Linked DNA regions of Homo sapiens: region 2 is linked to region 1. Evidence: read pairs that join two places in POLR2A ChIA-PET (ENCODE). Cell type or tissue: OCI-LY7. All regions are shown on one strand.

The links. ChIA-PET counts read pairs that join two places held together with the same protein. Peaks named below come from ENCODE experiments on the same cell type or tissue, not always from the same donor. Only the 100,000 strongest peaks of a DNase experiment are listed, where the experiment ranks them.
Region 2: POLR2A ChIA-PET joins it to region 1 with 5 read pairs; 3 of 35 experiments call an interaction of 5 or more read pairs at or near these places.

The regions. Positions count from the first base shown.
Region 1 is chr2:32,590,089-32,594,088 of GRCh38, reverse strand. BIRC6 (baculoviral IAP repeat containing 6) reads right to left here. Exons shown (of 74, transcript NM_016252.4): 67 at 29-174. Among named protein-coding and RNA genes, the nearest start is that of BIRC6-AS2, 17 kb to the right of the region's middle. In OCI-LY7, no CTCF peak of the experiment used is centred here; a DNase peak (open chromatin) is centred at 1,858; H3K27ac peaks cover 621 bases.
Region 2 is chr2:32,653,309-32,657,308 of GRCh38, reverse strand. All of the region lies in intron 5 of TTC27 (tetratricopeptide repeat domain 27), which reads right to left. Among named protein-coding and RNA genes, the nearest start is that of MIR4765, 20 kb to the right of the region's middle. In OCI-LY7, no CTCF peak of the experiment used is centred here; no DNase peak of the experiment used is centred here.

The DNA.
Region 1 (4,000 bases):
AAGTGGCATAATAGGAAAAGTTTTGTACCCTGATTTGCTTGCCGCAAACTGGTGGTGGCTGCATAAACTATCTCAGCAGTCTTTTGGATGTCTGGTACCAAAAGAGTAAGTCCTTCTGGTTCTTGATCAGACGCATCTGGTTTTACTCCTGTTTTAACATTTTCCCTTTTAGATCTGAATTTTTTTAATATGGAAAGAAAAGCAAGGAAAATTAAGATTTTAGGACTAAAACACCTCCATAAATCAATATACAAATGAGTGTGTGCATTTCATTTGTCACACACATGATCTATATTAACTTGCTTTTGAAGCCACTGGCTAGTAAAGTTATGGGTAGGTTTTCCCTTCTAATATAAAATCAGAGAAGAGACAGACATTATATAAATGTCATACTGTAAAAGATCCAGATACCTGATGTCCTCAGAGACACACTTTTAAAAACACACATAATTATAAATATTCAGAGACAGAAATCACTTCTACACCTAAAATATTTGAGAATTAAAGGACCACAAGCAGTTTTTAAATTTTAATACTATTTGTATTTCACTCAGAATTAAATTTCCAAGAAAAAAAAACATATTTTAGAGTAAAATGTAGGTTCATTACTGGGTGTCTTAATACAATGTGTTTCTATACATTGGATCTTTTAATGAGACACTAAGTTTTAGGGCATATTCATTTTAAAGATATTATTCTGTTATTTCCTATCAGGATCTAAAATGTACCCAATTTCATTTCACATTGTTATCACAATAGGATGTATTACAGCAAGGTTTAAGTATATAGGACATTACATTTTTATTTAAATTTTCTAGATAAATGTACTAGTAGTTTAATACAAGAGTCACTGAAAACACAACTAAACATTATTTCCTTTTCTCTATTCCAACTCTCAGCACATTATTGACATCACAAACATCTTTACACTACTGCTTAGAATTTCAAAAATCTACATCTTTATAATTCTTTAAATAGATCATTTGAAACAAACTAAAATCGTATATAAATAAAAGTGTTTAAAATATTTATGCTAAGGTATGATCTAAACTATACATCACTTATTTTTTTAGTTGTATACCTACCTAAAAAGGGACTTGGTCATTACATTAAAATACTATCTCGCAAAGTGGTCATGGAGCCTTAGAGAACTATAAAAAGAGTAACAGACAGTAGAAGAATCCTTAACAAATAGGCTGGGCATGGTGGCTCATGCCTGTAATCCCAGCACTTTGGGAGGCTGAGGCGGGTGGAACACCTGAGGTTGGGAGTTCGAGACCACCCTGAACAACATGGAGAAACCCCATCTCTACTAAAAATGCAAAATTAGCTGGACATGGTGGCGCATGCCTGTAATCCCAGCTACTGGGGAGGCTGAGGCAGGAGAATCACTTGAACCTGGGAGGCGGAGGTTGCAGTGAGCCGAGATCACGTCATTACACTCCAGCCTGGGCAACAAGAGTGAAACCCCATCTCCCAGAAAAAAAAAAAAAGAATCCTTAACAAATAATACTATGTCATCTACATACAAATGAACCTTTCCTTGTCACAAAAACAAAAATCTGCTCAGAAGCTATTCAATCCTTAACTCAAGGTAGATAAACAGTAAACTCAGAAGCCACTCAAGTGGGTAGGAAGAATAAATGAAAATAGTATCATGCATGTGTTTTGAATTTGGTTCCTACAATGTGTAAACAAAAACTAGTTTCTACAGATATCTTTAACTAGAAGGTAAAAACTTATGTCACCTGACTTAACTGAAGAGGTATAATATGTCACTGAATGGCTGCCTTTTTTCCTGTGCTCTCTTCTTATCTTCCCTGAGTTATAAGAAGTCAGAGAACACATGGCCACTTTCCTTTACCACTCAGGAAATGACTTGGCAGATGTTATACTGTACACCATTTCAGTCATCAACTGTCGTCTATGTACATGTATCTGAATATATGTTTTTGCATATATAAGGAGAGTATAGTGTACGTCTGAAGACTGAAATATCAGAGAATTTTACTGCTCGAGTCAACTACTATACTGTGTCTTTTACAGCTATGAAATTAAGGTGAGACTGTAGTTTAACAGTGAGTCACTTCTTAATAAAGACATGATTCTGGTAGAGTAACTCAAACAGATTACCAACTTCTGCATTTGTCAATAGCTAATAACAATCAGTGTCAAACACTGAGAATGAAGAGAAGTGCATAAGCTGCTTGACAGTACCCACTTTGAATTTACAAAGACTCTTACTCCCCAGTTGTAAATGATTCTCTATTACCAGGTCTTGACAAATTATTAAGTAACAGGGCCACTGAATAAGAAAACAACAGTAACTTGTTTCAGAAAGCAGTTATGATTACAGCCATAATAAAATATAGTTTCCTAAGCCTATAATCAATGAGTTAACCCACTGTACTCTCAATAAAGATTTCACTTAAAGAAACATATCTTGCAGAGAAGGAAGATATGAAAGTGAAGCTCTTTTTCCAGAAAGGTTATTTTCTCTTTGATGAAACAAGAATCTTTAGCATGGAGCATGAACTGCATCAATCCAGTTTAGGTCTTTATTGTATTTACCACCCCAGTGTGTAGATTACCCTTGGAACTACTGATTCTAAATCTCAAGCTCTATTCATGCCAATTTCCTAAATCCACTTTTAAAAAGAAGATTAGTAAGAGATTATTAAAATAGTACACAAGGTTAGGATGATAAATTTTATTTTTTTACCATAATTAAGAAAAAGTAAAAGAAAAATAATTGTGCAAGAATCCTCAGAAGTTTAAAAAAATTCTTTACATCAAATGTGTGAAAGAAATGATATATATTTCATATTGAAGACAATGGTTGAATCATAAAGCAGATATATATTAGACCTTTGACCAGGTTCTAATGAGAAATCTTTACTTGAATAGTCTGACAAAAACACACCGAAAAAAAGAAAATCTCTAAATGGTGAGAATACTTTGAATATATGAAGAACACACACTACCTGCCTATCAATGATTCTAACTAGTCATTGTCTGACATTAAACTATAGCCAGTAGTCTCTTTTCTATAAAAGTTGCAGGTTACTGTCAACCCATATGTAGGCCCAGCTCATGAAAAAAGGCCATACCTTAGCTCACATCCTGAAGTCTGTGTGAAAAGCTATTTGAGTTCAAGGCACCTAGCTGGAAGTAGGTCTTTGAGACTGACAATGGATCCAACATGGTAAAAGCAATCAGCGACGGCCGCTACCATGGTATCCGCTGCTTTGTGCATACGTTGAATCTGGTTGTGATCACTGCCCTGAAGAAATACGAGGAAGCAACTGAAGTTTCCACTATTGCACAGAATTATCTGCAAACATTTTCCACTATGCTGTGAATTCCAACTAAATAGCTAATTAGTTAAACAAATTTTGGCTCTGTGACACATATCTGAAGTAGGATGTGAGCAAAATGGGCAAATCTTTCTCCTGAAAACAAAACAAAAAAGCAAACCCATACCTCAACATTCAATTATATTGAACTGCCTCTACCAGTATCTACCGCCCAAATAAAGTTGAGTATTAGTAAGACTAAATACACCATGTCAGAATTATGGTATTTTATAATCCAAAAACTGAAAACAGCTTAATACAGCTATTTCCTTGATAAAACAAGACCCCTTTAACCCTTTGCACTCCTAAATCTAAGCTAAACATACTGCAAAGTTGCAATAAACATTTAAAAAAGGAGAGCCATTTGAAGAAGTTATCTGGAGACTACATGCTGAAATGTAGATTCACAACTATTAAGAATTAGCACTGCAGAAGAAGATTCTAAAACTATAAGAGAATGAAACTTCTACATTTACCAAAAAGCACTGATCACACTGTGCTCCTCAGTTCTAAAGCTCTTTGACAGTAATTATAGTTTAGATTAGAGGTAAACTGAAAGAGTAAATAAAAATATTACTGTGGGAAACTGCTTCTAGTATCTCCAGGATGCACAAAAATAATTCTTGAAATGCACCAGTAAACGG
Region 2 (4,000 bases), 63 kb before region 1:
TCAAAGAGAGTAAGTCAAGATGTACATGTCTCACCTCAGAAGGCACATAGGCATCCTAACGTGAACTTCACTGAGGTGGGCAGACCACGAGGTCAGGAGATCGAGACCATCCTGGCTAACACAGTGAAACCCCGTCTCTACTGAAAATACAAAAAATTAGCCGGGCACGGTGGTGGGCACCTGTAGTCCCAGCTTCTCAGGAGGTTGAAGCAGGAGAATGGCATGAACCTGGGAGGCAGGGCTGGCAGTGAGCCGAAATCGTGCCACTGTACTCCAGCCTGGGCAACAGAGCAAGATTCCGTCTCAAAAAAAAAAAAAAAAAAGAATTGTGCTAGATCTTACTGCAAGGTTTAAGTCCTATTCTTCCCTAAAAATGGGGTAGGGTAGGAAGAGCTAGGTAGCTAAGAAGAGAAGACACACAATCATTATTGAATGATTCAATATGCAGTTAGTTTGATTATAAATTGTGTGCCATTGACCAAAAGTAGCAGAGGGGGAAACCCATAAAGACTGGATAATTGAACAAACCTTATCAGAAGGGTGGGGCCTTAAAAGATGGGTAGAATTTGGCTACAACCTCACACATCAAGTTTGTAAGGTTTACCAAGGAGGGGTCCATGTGTGTCTCATCCACTGGTATAGGCCCAGCACCTATCACAGCTCAAATAATATCCTCGGAGTGAGCAAATATTCTAAAAACCCTTTCGTGGTGATCACCAAGGAGATGAAAATCCAGCATCCTCGTGATCTAGCTCCTTCCCACCTGTAAACCTCATCAGCTGAGACACACACCCTTCACACTCTGCTCCAGGCATTCCAAACTACTGGAATTCCCAAATTCACAAAGATGTTCCAAGTCTCTGTGCCTCTCTTGCACATAGTACATGTCCTTTCCAAGTTCTCTACCTAAAAAATTCCCACCATTCTTTAAGATTCAGTGCAAGTATCAGCCACTTCGTGAAGGTTTCTCTGACCTCCCGGTTCAGAACAATCACATTCTCTCCCTCATTCCTTACTCTGCATTACCTGTTTGTCCTACCTGTATTTTAGTCCTTATCTCACTAAGTTCACTGATATCCACAGCACATAGCGCAGTGTCTGGAACACAGCAAGCACTCAAGAGTTTATTAAATTAAATATCAAACTCAGCAGGAGATAGAAGGCCAAAGATAAAACTGGGACTAATTAAAAATTTCCTCATTAAAAAAAAAAGACATTATGAAATTGGCATTTAGAAAACTCAAGCCAGTACTCAATAGCAGTGTTGTTCAATGCAACTTTCCCTGATGTTGTTGAGCAGTCTACAGCTGCTTGTCCAGATGGTAGCCGTTAGCTACATGTGGCTTCTGAGCACCTGAAATGTGGCTAGTGAAACTGAGGAACTGAATTTGCAATTTCATCTATTTTACTTTATTTGAATTTAAGTAGCCATACATGGCTAGTGGCTACCATATTGAATAGTACAGCTCTAGTTAGCAGAAATACTGCATGAAAGTGACAGAATATAAGATTTTGTAATTAATTTTAAAAGTACTGGGTGACAGATCGAGACTCTGTCTCTCAAAAAAAAAAAAAAGGACTTTGTAGCAATTATTAATCCTAACAATGAAATGAGCTCCTTCTCAAAGTAATCTCTGAAACTGTCCAACAAAAAAGGGGATAATTTTTTAGATGCAAACTTCCAAGAGTCCACCATTGGTATGAGTGAGAAGCTGGACTACAAAACGTCACATTATTTTATACCTGGAAAGAATTCAAAGAATATTTTATAAGGAAGTGAACCTTGGTTTGGAAGTCAAGTGAACTGCTTGAGTTCATACAGGGAATCAGGAACTAAAAGCTAGATTTTAAAATGCTATGTCAGGCTGGGCATGGTGGCTTATGCCTTTAATTCCGCACTTTGGGAGGCCGAGGTGAGAAGATCCCTTGATGCCAGGAGTTCAAGACCAGCCTAAGCAATATAATGAGACTTCTGAATTTTAAATTTCTCTACAGAAAAATTTAAAAAATAGCCAGGCGGGCCAGGCACAGTGGCTCACTCCTGTAATACCAGCACTTTGGGAGGCCAAGGCAAGCAGATCATGAGATCAGACTTCAAGACCAGCTTGGCCAACATGGTGAAACCTCATCTCTGCTAAAAATACAAAAAAAAATTGGCCAGACATGGTGGCGGGCACCCATAGTCCCAGCTGCTTGAGAGGCTGAGGTAGGAGAATCACTTGAACGCAGGAGGCAGAGGTTGAGTTGAGCCGAGGTCACGCCATTGCACTCCAGCCTGGGTGACAGAGTGAAACTCTGTCTCAAAAAAAAAAAGGCCAGACGCAGTGGCTCATGCCTGTAATCCAAGCACTTTGGGGGGCTGAGGAGGATGGATCATTTGAGGTCAGGAGTTGGACACCAGCCTAGCCAACATGGTGAAACCCCATCTCTACTAAAAATATAAAAATTAGCCAGGCATGGTGGTGGGCACCTGTGATCTCAGCTACTTGGGAGGCTGAGGAAGGAGAATCTCATGAACCCGGGAGACAGAGGTTGCAGTGAGCCAAGATCACGCCATTACACTCCAGCCTGGGCAACAGAGCGAGACTCCATCTCAAAAAAAAAAAAAAAATTAGCCATGTATGGTGGCAAGCGCCTATACTCCCACCCATTCAGAAGGCTAAGGTAGGAGGATCACTTGAGCCCAGGATTTCAAAGTTGCAGTGAGTCTAGATCGCATCACTGCACTCCAGCACGGATGACAGAGCAAGACCCTGCCTCAAAAAAATAATAACAACATGAAATGCTATACCCTGTTAATCATCTTAATTGTGATGATTTCACAGGTGTATGCATATACAAAATGTCACAAATTGTACACCTTAAATATGAGATCTTATTATAGGTTAATTAAACTTGAAAAAAAAGCTGTTTTTTAAAAGGCACACTATATCCACTACTATACCATCTTTGGCTCTACCTCATAGTTGTTAGGAATAAGCTAGTTAATATAATTAAAGACTTCAAAGACTGCTTGATGTGGTGTATACACTATAGAAATGTTAGCTGCATTATCATTAGTTACTAGAATTCTGCCTTACTGACCAGCTTGCAAAAAGCAAGGGAAAGTGTCAGCAGGACTTGGAGTCAGAAACGCCACATCATTGTGCTGGTTCTTGGGCAACTTCTGTAAGTCTCAATTCTTCGTAAAATGATTTAACTAGACAAGATTATCTCTAAAGGGCCTTTCCAAACTAAAGATTTCAGATTAGGATAAAAGCTGTAGATATGGAAAAGACAGATCAATATGGGACCCTTGGGGAAGAACTGGTAAGATTTAAGAACTGGCTAGAAACGCAGAATGGTGGAAAGCAATGAGTCAACAATGGAAGCAAAGTTTTGAGCTTTGAAGATAGATAACTCAAGGTTTACATTAGGCATATATTATTATTTTAATAAATCAGGAGGTTCTCCCTGGAAATGAATATTTGTGACCTTCTGGATCAAAATGTCACCCACACTTAAAATGTATGCTAAAACCAAAATCTCTTCTCACGAGATTATTTAAATGCTATGCTAAAATGAAATCCTTAATGGACAATTATAATTACAGACAATGACATTTAGTACATTCAATAACATTTATTCCAAAGTATCAAATTTATGAAAAGAAATCAACGTACGCACGTATGCATCAGTCACCAAAAGACTGTTTTTTTTTTGTTTTTTTTTTTTTGAGATGGAGTCTCACTCTGTCATCCAGGCTGTAGTGCAGTGGTGTAATCTCGGCTCACTGTAACCTCTACCTCCCAGGTTCAAGAGATTCTCCTACCTCAACCTCCTGAGTAGCTGGGATTACAGGCACACACCACAATGTCCGGCTAATTTTTATGTTTTTAGTAGAGACAGGGTTTCACCATGTTGGCCAGGCTGGTCTTGAACTCTTGACCTCAGGTGATCCACTGCGTCAGCCTCCCAAAGTGCTGGGATTACAGGCATGAGCCACCGTGGAGACTGTTTT